Regions from separate parts of the Homo sapiens genome. Here regions 2 and 3 are each linked to region 1. The links are chromatin contacts, found by Hi-C or POLR2A ChIA-PET in ENCODE. All regions are on one chromosome and are shown on one strand. The core of a region is the stretch at or near the end of the contact, and the rest is flanking DNA. Distances in the headings are between cores, read along the strand shown. Region 1 holds the start of ODF2 (outer dense fiber of sperm tails 2). Region 2 holds the start of IER5L (immediate early response 5 like). Region 3 overlaps MIGA2 (mitoguardin 2).

Evidence for each region. Hi-C counts contacts between places; a loop is a spot of excess contacts on that map. ChIA-PET counts read pairs that join two places held with the same protein, here RNA polymerase II (POLR2A). Pooled maps may share reads with other maps.
Region 2: a map of naive thymus-derived CD4-positive, alpha-beta T cell shows a loop between it and region 1 (8-fold over the local background). The contact joins the promoter of IER5L here to the promoter of ODF2 in region 1. A Hi-C loop is called at or near these places in 1 of 168 maps with a recorded cell type or tissue (naive thymus-derived CD4-positive, alpha-beta T cell) and 5 of 50 pooled maps.
Region 3: a loop to region 1 is called in a pooled map, with 4 times the contacts of the local background. The contact joins the enhancer-like site here to the promoter of ODF2 in region 1. A Hi-C loop is called at or near these places in 1 of 50 pooled maps. POLR2A ChIA-PET finds 5 or more read pairs at or near these places in 4 of 52 experiments (WTC11, activated CD4-positive, alpha-beta T cell, activated T-cell and 1 more).

Annotation. Positions count from the first base shown.
Region 1 is chr9:128,454,557-128,457,559 of GRCh38, reverse strand. It overlaps ODF2 (outer dense fiber of sperm tails 2), which reads right to left and starts at 1,554. Exons shown (of 21, transcript NM_001351578.2): 1 at 1,305-1,554. The coding sequence starts at 1,468. RefSeq lists enhancers at 273-1,008, 1,602-1,651, 1,009-1,744, 1,782-1,871, 1,745-2,481 and 1 more and silencers at 402-451, 662-811, 842-941, 1,072-1,381.
Region 2 is chr9:129,176,874-129,179,876 of GRCh38, reverse strand. It overlaps IER5L (immediate early response 5 like), which reads left to right and starts at 1,616. Exons shown (of 1, transcript NM_203434.3): 1 at 1,616-3,003. The coding sequence starts at 1,825. RefSeq lists enhancers at 1-731, 732-1,655, 1,393-1,687 and silencers at 1,412-1,791, 2,022-2,361.
Region 3 is chr9:129,068,326-129,071,328 of GRCh38, reverse strand. It overlaps MIGA2 (mitoguardin 2), which reads right to left. Exons shown (of 16, transcript NM_001329990.2): 13 at 2,997-3,003; 14 at 2,200-2,253; 15 at 1,364-1,480; 16 at 1-1,082. The coding sequence ends at 876. Among named protein-coding and RNA genes, the nearest start is that of DOLPP1, 11 kb to the left of the region's middle. RefSeq lists enhancers at 1-485, 1,433-1,572. Within about 2 kb of position 1,753, at least 18 of the 41 ENCODE cell types and tissues checked have a DNase peak (open chromatin) inside an H3K27ac peak, as active enhancers do.

The sequences.
Region 1 (3,003 bases), core at 305-2,804:
TTTTGGTCCAGACTTTCAGCAAACACAATGAGGAAGCTGGAAGCCTCAGGCGAGCCTGCCCTGGGGACCCCTGGCCACCTTTCCCTGCCCTCCGGCGCAGGCGCCTCCCACATCGGCAATACCTGGGGGAGCCGCCTGAGGATGAGGCAGACATGGCTAGGCATCAAAGCCGCAAAGGTGGGCAATTGGGTCAGCAGGCTCTGCTCAGGGGGACCCAGAGGGGCAGGCTTGTCAATGAGCCTCTCAAGGGGCCCGGCATCAAACGTCCTCTCTGAGGGGAGAAGGGTGGAAGCTTTGGGGTTGGCAGTTGGATGAAAACTTGGGAGGCGCTCCTCTACTGTCCAAGTCGCACAGCAACTGTCCTGCCAAAGTAGGGGGAAATAGTAGAGGCTGAGCGACCTGGGGGCAGAGGGGAGGAAGGGGAGGGGACGGGGCAGAACCGCGAGGGAAAGGACCACCGCGCCCGGGTCCCACGCGGAGGACTGCCGGTGGCTACCGGGGGAAACCTGAGGCGCCGGCGGACGTGCGGAGAGGGCGGGTGAGAACCGCTCGGCCCCAAGTGGGCCCCAGAGGGCCAGAACCGCGCAGGGAGCCGCGGGGATGCTGGGGCGGGGCCGGACAACTGTCTCCTAGGAGAAGGGGCGTTACGGAAGAACAGATGCCCGAGAGGACCAATAGTGTTTAAAGGAGGGAGGCGCGGAGGTTGCACGGGCCCCGGGCGCCCCGCCGCGAGGGAAAACCGAACAGAGTTCTGAGCAGGATAGACGCCGGGCTGGGAGGGGGCGGGCGGGACCCCCCCCCGCCGGGCGAGGGCCCTGGCAAGCCGGAGACGGTGCCCGGGGGACAGCGCTGCCTACGGAGGGCGTACAAGTGACTGCCATGTGGAGGCCCGAGGAGAGGACGAGGCGGTCGGGGCGATGCCGCCGACGGGCAGCAGAGCGAGGGAGAGCCTCTGTCGGCGGAGAGAAGGGACGGCCACCCACCAGCAGGCAGGAGGGTACCGGTTTCTGCCCATAGAGAGAAAGGTGAAGCCCTGCCCGCGGGCGGCAGAGGAGGGGCAGAGCCCCGTGGTAGCCAAGAGAGGAAGGAGGCGGCCGACCGCCCGTTAGCGGGAGGAGGAGAGGCCCCGCGCCGGTGGGCGGGGCGGGGGCCCAGGTTCTGACAGGAGGGGGACGAGCGCAACGCGGCGGGGAACCCAGGACCCGACGGCCCCGCGGGGTCGACCGCGCCGGGGGTGCGAAGGCGACGGTCTCGCCCGCGGTGCCCCGGAGGGCGCTGGATCCCGCCTGCCGGCGGCCTCTCACCAGGAGCGACACGGCTGCGCCCAGAAACGCCGCCTTATGAAGTCGTTGAAGTCGGAGGCCAGGGTCGTGCCATGGAGACGCCGCGGCGGATGCAGTCTGGCTCTGGCAGCGGCTCCTCCCCGCTTCCGCCTCCTTTTCCGACACCCGGTCGGCAGCTCGCCCATTGGCCAGTTCAAACCCCCCCGGGAGCCGCTTGGGTTTCGCCATCGAGGCCCAGCCCCTAGCGTCACAGAGATGCCCCGCCCCGCCAGAAGGGCCGCCCACTTCCGGGCCACGCGTCCCGTCACCAAGGAGACGTGCTACGCGTCCAGCGGGCCTGGCCGGGTCTCGCCCCCCATTCAAGGCCTTTCCCGCTCGGCCCTGTTTCCCCTGCCTTGGATCCTCCCGGATTCCCCTCACTCAAAGGAGCGTACGGTTCCGACGCCCTCCCCTCGGTACCCACCAGGAAACTAGGCTCACAGAGGACCCATGGAACTAGTTATTGGGAGCTGCACACTGCCTCCGAAAATCCAGCCCTGCCCCTAGTCCACTATTAATGCGGAGATGGAGTCGGCTTCTGCGCATTCCCCGGCCTCTCCCCTGCCCACATCGCCTCTGTCTTGGCCCCAACAGGAGAAAGGGTCGGCATTCCCCTTGCTGTTCTGTTCACTACCTTCCTGCACTTTTTTTTTTTTTTTTTTTTTTTTTTTTTTTTTTTTTTTTGAGACAGATTCTTGCTCTGTTGCCCAGGCTGGAGTGCAGTGGCGCGATCTCGGCTCACCGCAACCTCCGCCTCCCGGGTTCACGCCATTCTCCTGCCTGAGCCTCCCGAGTAACTGGGACTACTGGCGCCCGCCACAACGCCCGGCTAATTTTTTTTTGTATTTTTAGTAGAGACGGGGTTTCACCGTGTTGGGCAGGATAGTCTCCATCTCCTGACCTCATGATCCACCCGCCTCGGCCTTCCAAAGTGCTTGTATTACAGGCTTGAGCCTCCGCGCCCGGTCTACTACCCTCCTGCACTCTCTATGCCGCTCTGTGTACAGACCTATTCTGATGAGGTCCTTGCTGGTCCGCCATCTTCTCAATTATGCTTCACTGTCAGCCAGTCAGGGGAGGTCTGTCACGTGGCTCATAATGCCGCCCTGGAATCTGGGAGACCTGAACCACCTCCGGGCCAACTGGGCCACAGTCCCTTGACCTTTCTCCAGTGACCCCGCAGCACCTTAGCCACACAGCTCCAGGGTCACACAAGTGTTTCACCTGCAATCCTAAAGTCAGACTCGCAAACAAAACCTGCTTTTCCGCCTCGCTTTCACAGTATACTGCATACTGAATTTGTTCTGTAATGTCAGGGAGCTCCCCAATCCCTTGATCCATTCATTGTCTCTCTGTTGAATAATTGATAGATTTCCTAATCCTCATTAACCATTTAAGACTGCGGTGGCTCACGCCTGTAGTCCCAGCACTTTGGGAGGCTGAGGCAGGCGGATCACCTAAGGTCAGAAGTTCAAGACCAGACTGCCCAACATAGCGAAACCCCGTCTCTACTAAAAATACAAAAATTAACCGGGCATGGTGGTGTGTGCCTGTAATCCCAGCTACTAGGGAGGAGGAGGCAGGGAGAATTCCTTGAACCTGGAAGGCGGAGGTTGCAGTGAGCCAAAATCACCACTACACTTCAGCCTGGGTGACAGAGTGAGACTCTTGTCTCAAAAAA
Region 2 (3,003 bases), core at 367-2,866, 720 kb before region 1:
CAACGCCTGGCATGGAGTAGATGCTAAGAAACTTTTGCAGAAATCTTGGAAATTCTTAAGACTAAAGAAAGACCCAGAGACCACAGGGTGGGCTACTGGGTCTCTCCACTCCCACCAAGGGATGAAGTAGGTGCTGAGAACTCAGAAGGAAGCCCCAAAAAGCAGAGACTCAGAAGATCCCCTGAGGAGGCGGTGAAGCAGCAGGACGTCTGGTCATGGGCCTCCCCCCTGAGTCCAGCCCCACAAGGTCCACCTATCTCTGGGAGACTCTGCAGACCTCGTTCATCCTTCAGGGATCCACTCATGGACCCTCCTCAGGCAAACCTCCAGACCATTTCCAAGAGCCTCCAGAGCTGTCTGGGCAGCCCCCACCCCAGGCACCTTTGAAACCCCTGGGAGCAGCAACCAGCCCCCTTCAGGCCTCTTGGTCCAGATAGAGCGCCCCCAGGAATCAGCAATCCTGTCCCTCTCTTCTCCCACTGTCTCAGTCCCCAGCTGGGACCTGAAGGGTTCAGGATAAGAAGGAAAGCTGTGTCAACAGAAGTTAAGTCGGTGAGTCCCCGGGCCTTTGGTATTCACCTCCCGTCTCGAGCGCAGGGTCCTGTCCCAGCTCCTAGCTCCGCCCCCTGGGAACTGTGTGGTTCCCCAAGTCACTCCACTCCTCCGAGCCTCAGGCCCCTCCTCTACAAACGTTAGAGTGAGGCATTGGGGAGTTGCTGGGAAGGGCCTGCCCCATATTAGGCCCATAATAATAGTCCCTATTGTCATTATTATTAGTTAGGCACGAAAGGAAAGGTTACAGAGCTGGTGATTAGGGCACTCAGCGTTTCGGCTCCCAGGACGCTTTTGAGCCTCAGCTGGTCGCGAGGTCCACACACTCCCTGGGTCATGCCTGGCCTCGGAACTCTCTCCATCAGAGAAGGTCAAAATTCACGATGTTTTGGTTTTTCCTGTCAGACAAATGGGGAGGACTTCCCTTCCGCAAGCATTCCCAGAGGCCCCTCGACCAAAAAGTCAAGGAGTCAGGCCCTACATTCTCTGCGGTAGAGGGTACCCCCAAAACCTCGCTCCTTTGATGTTCCCCAGTGTCAAGCCGGCGGCTCCACCAGCCTCCTGTAGAGAGGCCTTGACTCCCGCGGGTCACTCGGGGGGGCGACAGGTGCGCAGGTGGAGGCGCCGCGCCGCTGGGGGAGCGATGAGCGGCGCGCACCTGCCGCAGGTGAGGCCCAGCCGTGCGGAAAGGGGAGGAGCCGTCGCCGCAGCACTCAGGTGAGCCGACCCCCGGCTCCCGGGACCTAAGGCGAGGGCAGCCGCGGGCTTCAACGTGGCCGCTGCCAGGCGACCTATGCTGCAGACTGCGGCCCCGGCGGCTCCGAGTCCCGCGCGGCGCGGCAGCCCCAGGAGAACATTCGAGGCAGCAGCGGCGTTGGAGGCCCGGGGTCCGTTCGGTATTTGAATAGCACAAAGGAACCGCCTTGGTCTGATTGGCCAGCCGAGTAGCCCCGGGGCGGGCTGCGCCTGTCACTCAGGAGACTCTCAGAGCTCCTATTGGCTCTTCTCATGTGGGGCGGGGCCCGGGCACCCGGCTAAATAGCTGGGGCCGGGGCCGGCCGAGACTCATTGCTTTGGCGCCGTCTGGGGAGCGCGAGCCCGCGGGTGGCGCGCGGCGCATGGTGGCGGCTCCTTTCGGAGCGCAGCCGAACCTCTGACCCGGACTCCGTTACCCCTGCCCGGCGCGCCCCGGCGGCCGGCTGGAGGCAGAAACAGCAGAAGCGTTAACAGCAGCAGCGGCGGCGGCTGCTCCGCCGCCGTCTCCGCGGGAGCATGGAGTGCGCCCTGGACGCCCAGAGCCTGATCAGCATCTCCCTGCGCAAGATCCACAGCTCCCGAACCCAGCGCGGCGGCATCAAGCTGCACAAGAACCTCCTGGTGTCCTACGTGCTCCGCAACGCGCGCCAGCTCTACCTGAGCGAGCGCTACGCCGAGCTCTACCGGCGCCAGCAGCAGCAGCAACAGCAGCAGCCGCCCCACCACCAGCACCAGCACCTAGCGTACGCGGCGCCGGGCATGCCGGCCAGCGCGGCCGACTTCGGCCCGCTCCAACTTGGCGGCGGCGGGGACGCGGAGGCGCGCGAGCCGGCCGCCCGGCACCAGCTGCACCAGCTCCACCAGCTCCACCAGCTGCACCTCCAGCAGCAGCTGCACCAGCACCAGCACCCGGCGCCCAGGGGCTGCGCGGCGGCGGCGGCGGCCGGAGCGCCCGCGGGCGGCGCGGGGGCGCTCTCGGAGCTGCCCGGGTGCGCCGCGCTCCAGCCGCCGCACGGCGCGCCCCACCGCGGGCAGCCCTTGGAGCCTCTGCAGCCGGGTCCTGCGCCGCTGCCGCTGCCGCTGCCGCCGCCCGCGCCCGCTGCGCTCTGCCCGCGGGACCCTCGCGCCCCGGCCGCCTGCTCCGCGCCCCCAGGGGCCGCCCCTCCGGCCGCCGCCGCTTCTCCGCCCGCCTCCCCGGCCCCCGCCTCCTCCCCCGGCTTCTACCGGGGCGCATACCCTACCCCTTCGGACTTCGGCTTGCACTGCAGCAGCCAGACCACCGTGCTGGACCTAGACACTCACGTGGTGACCACGGTGGAGAACGGCTACTTGCACCAGGACTGCTGCGCCTCCGCCCACTGCCCCTGCTGTGGCCAGGGCGCTCCGGGACCGGGCCTGGCGTCCGCCGCCGGCTGCAAGCGCAAGTATTACCCTGGCCAGGAGGAGGAGGAAGACGACGAGGAGGATGCGGGCGGGCTGGGGGCCGAGCCCCCCGGGGGCGCCCCGTTCGCCCCCTGCAAGCGCGCCCGCTTCGAGGACTTCTGCCCGGACTCGTCCCCGGACGCGTCCAACATCTCAAACTTGATCTCCATCTTTGGCTCCGGCTTCTCGGGGCTGGTGAGCCGACAGCCGGACTCCTCGGAGCAGCCGCCGCCGCTCAACGGGCAGCTGTGCGCCAAGCAGGCGCTCGCCAGC
Region 3 (3,003 bases), core at 504-3,003, 610 kb before region 1:
GTTTCTTGTCCTAATGAAGGTGGGGAAGCTGGTCCGGCCACATACATCCTCTGACCTCCCCCAAGTGGTCCCCGGGCCCACAGGTGACAGGGGCCTGAGCGATCCCTGGTCTGAGCCCCCAGCTCAGAGCCTAGCACCACCCAGGGAGGTCTGGGCTCATGGAAGGGGGATGGGCGGGGGCAGGAGGGCCCAGCCCCACCTCCGCCCGTCTTTGGTGGTGACAGAGGTGGGAGGAGAAAAGACGATCTTTGGTAGGGCGAGGGAATGTCAAAGGACACTGTCAAGGGCCCAGTTCCTGCTCAGAAGAGAGCACAGGAGTGGGAGGCCCACCTCTGCCCCATCTCTGGATGGCCCAGGCCTGCTGCCCACTAAGGTGGCCCCACTCTCCTTCTCTGGAGTTGCAAACTCTCTGAGAAGGCGGTTGAGGTGGGGAGGGCATCAGGACAGGCCAGCTGGATGCTGAGACCATATAGCCACAGGTGGCTTCTAGCTCAGGACACTGTGACCTTCACCACAGGGCTCTAGGCCCCATCCTTCACCTCCACCCTCCCAGCACCCTTGTCAGCAGCCCTGGAGCGATGGGAGGTTTTGGGGTCCCCCACCTGGGGCATCCTGGCTCTGCCTGTCCCAATTCTCCACAACAACCCCCTCTCTCACAGCCTTTCTCTCCCACAGGCCCCACTGGTCCTGGCCTCTGCTTCCCCCAGGAACCGTTCTTCTCCATGGAAATGTCCCCTCTGGGCCTTGGGGACTCCCAGATGATGGGGGTGGGGCAAAGTCAGGGGCAACGGCCCTCAGCCACCACAGCTGTCAGATACCAACCCAGGGAAGGGAGGAGGAGCCTTCTCTCTGCCACCCCCCAGCCCGTGCCGCCTCTACTGCAGCTCCCCCAGGGGCCCATTCTCTCGGGGCAGCGCCCCATTCACGCCTGCGCTGCTGGCCGCGGGCACCCCCAGGTACCCCAGCAATATCTCGCTGCGGCGCCGGGACAGCTGCAGGATGTCGTCTGCCAGCGCGGGCAGTGACGTGTAGCGCACATTGTCCAGGTCGAACATGTCCCTCAGGTACTGCACAATCTGGTGCTGGGGGAGCAGGGCTGGTGTCAGGCCTGGCCCAGCCACTGCCCACCATGATGCCCCCCAGGTTACCTGAAGTCCCCTTGTCCACCACCAGAGCCCCAGCCGGTCCTTTCCATCCCCAGGCTCCTCCCTCCCACTGCTTCCTCTGGACCCATGTGGGTCTGGCTCTGCCCTCTCTCTGGGAGCAGGCCCAGGCCCAGGCCCTCATCCCATTCCTGGCACCTCCCAGGGCGCCTGTGCTCAGGGCAAGGGTCAGGAAAGAACGAGAACTGCTCTCTGTTTACCTTGAAGAAAGCACAGACTTCAGCAAGCTGAGGCTTGGGTCCAAGGAAGCCGAAGGCTAGGACAGGGCTCACATGCTCCGATACGGAGTAGAAATGGGAGATGAAGCCATCAGGCACCTGCGGTGGGCACAAGGCTGAGGGGCCAGGCGGGGCCCAGGTAGGATGAGGGCACCAGGCCCAGGTGTCGCATAAAGGGCTGGGCTTTAGAGGTCGCCCCAGCTCATGTACTTTCCTGCTAGATGACCCTGGGCAGTGACTCAAGCTTTCGAAGCCCATTTTAACTTCTGCAGACAGGGTAACCATGGGCCGCTGTGAGTACTGCAAGAGGTGGGGCCATAGTGGCTCCGCGGGAAGTGCCTGGAGCACGTGGCCACGGCAGCTGGTATCAGCTAGGCAACAGAGCCTGGCCCGCAGAGGGGAACGACAAACCACAGGCCAGATAGCACAGCCAGTCGCTGCCTGGGAGCGGAGATTACAGGGGCCTGACTGGGGCGGGGAAAGGGCAGGAGGGACAGGGCTCTGCTTGCTCCTGGGTATCCTGCCCCCACCGAGACGCCTGCACCAGGCCAGCTGCCAGCCCTGTGGCCACTACCCTAGGGTATCCGTTCCCCTCCCCAGTGGCCTGCTCTGTGCTGGGCCTGGGGAGGAGAGGAAGTGGGTCTACACGAGCCTCCAGGGAGCTCCTGGCACAGGGAGAGGTAACGGCGGAACAAGGGGGCCAGGACTGTGAGCGGTGAAGGCCAAGTGGCCCAGCGAGCCACCCTGCACCCGCTCCGCTCCCCACCACGCTGCCTCAGAGCCCAGCTCGTGCTCCCCCGGGCCTGCCAGTCACTCACCATCAGCAGCCTCCTCTTGGCTTTCAGGACCGACCAGCAAGCAGTGGCCAAGGCCTACATCAAAAATAGGATGTCCCCCGGGTGTCAAAATGGGCCTAGCCCACAGCCCCTCGCCCTCTGCCAGCCCAGCACCAAGCCCTTAAACCCAGCTCACCCCACTCCAAGCAGGAAGATGGGGCCAGGTGCCTAAGCTCTGCTGCTTCCTCCTCTGATTTTGGACTCAGACATACCTAAACTTGAATCTTGACTCTAATCTTACTGCTGGATCTTCTCTGAGCCTCGGTCTCCTCTTCTGTAAAGGGGCACAACACAGCACTCCCACCTCCTTTGGTGGTTGTGGGAGCAATGGTTCCCGCCTGTAAACCACCTCGCAGAAGCCTGGGCCCAGGCAGCACAGCCCGGCTGCTGGAGCGTTACTGCTTGCCTTCCTGGGGGTCCTGTGCTGGGTTGTCTCTCACTCTGTGCCTTTTTTTCCTTTTGGTTTTGCTTTCCCCTCTTTTAACTTGATTTAACAGGATGCATTAAAATGGAATCGAATTCATACCAGCACAAAAGTAAAACCACACAATAGGAAGAAAGCGCACACCATGTTGGTTCTAAACTGGGGCACCAGGCAGCAACGGGGCACCCTGGAGGCTTCTCCAGGGCAGACTCTGGTCTCCCAGGCCTGGCAGCCGCGGATCTAGGGGGTGGGGGCCCAGCCCTGGTGCCAGTGCTAGGGACAGAGGGGACGGAGCCAGGCAACCACACGGGCTGATGTGAGCAAGTGTGGGTCTGAGAGCAGGGCAGTGACCCACCGTCTCC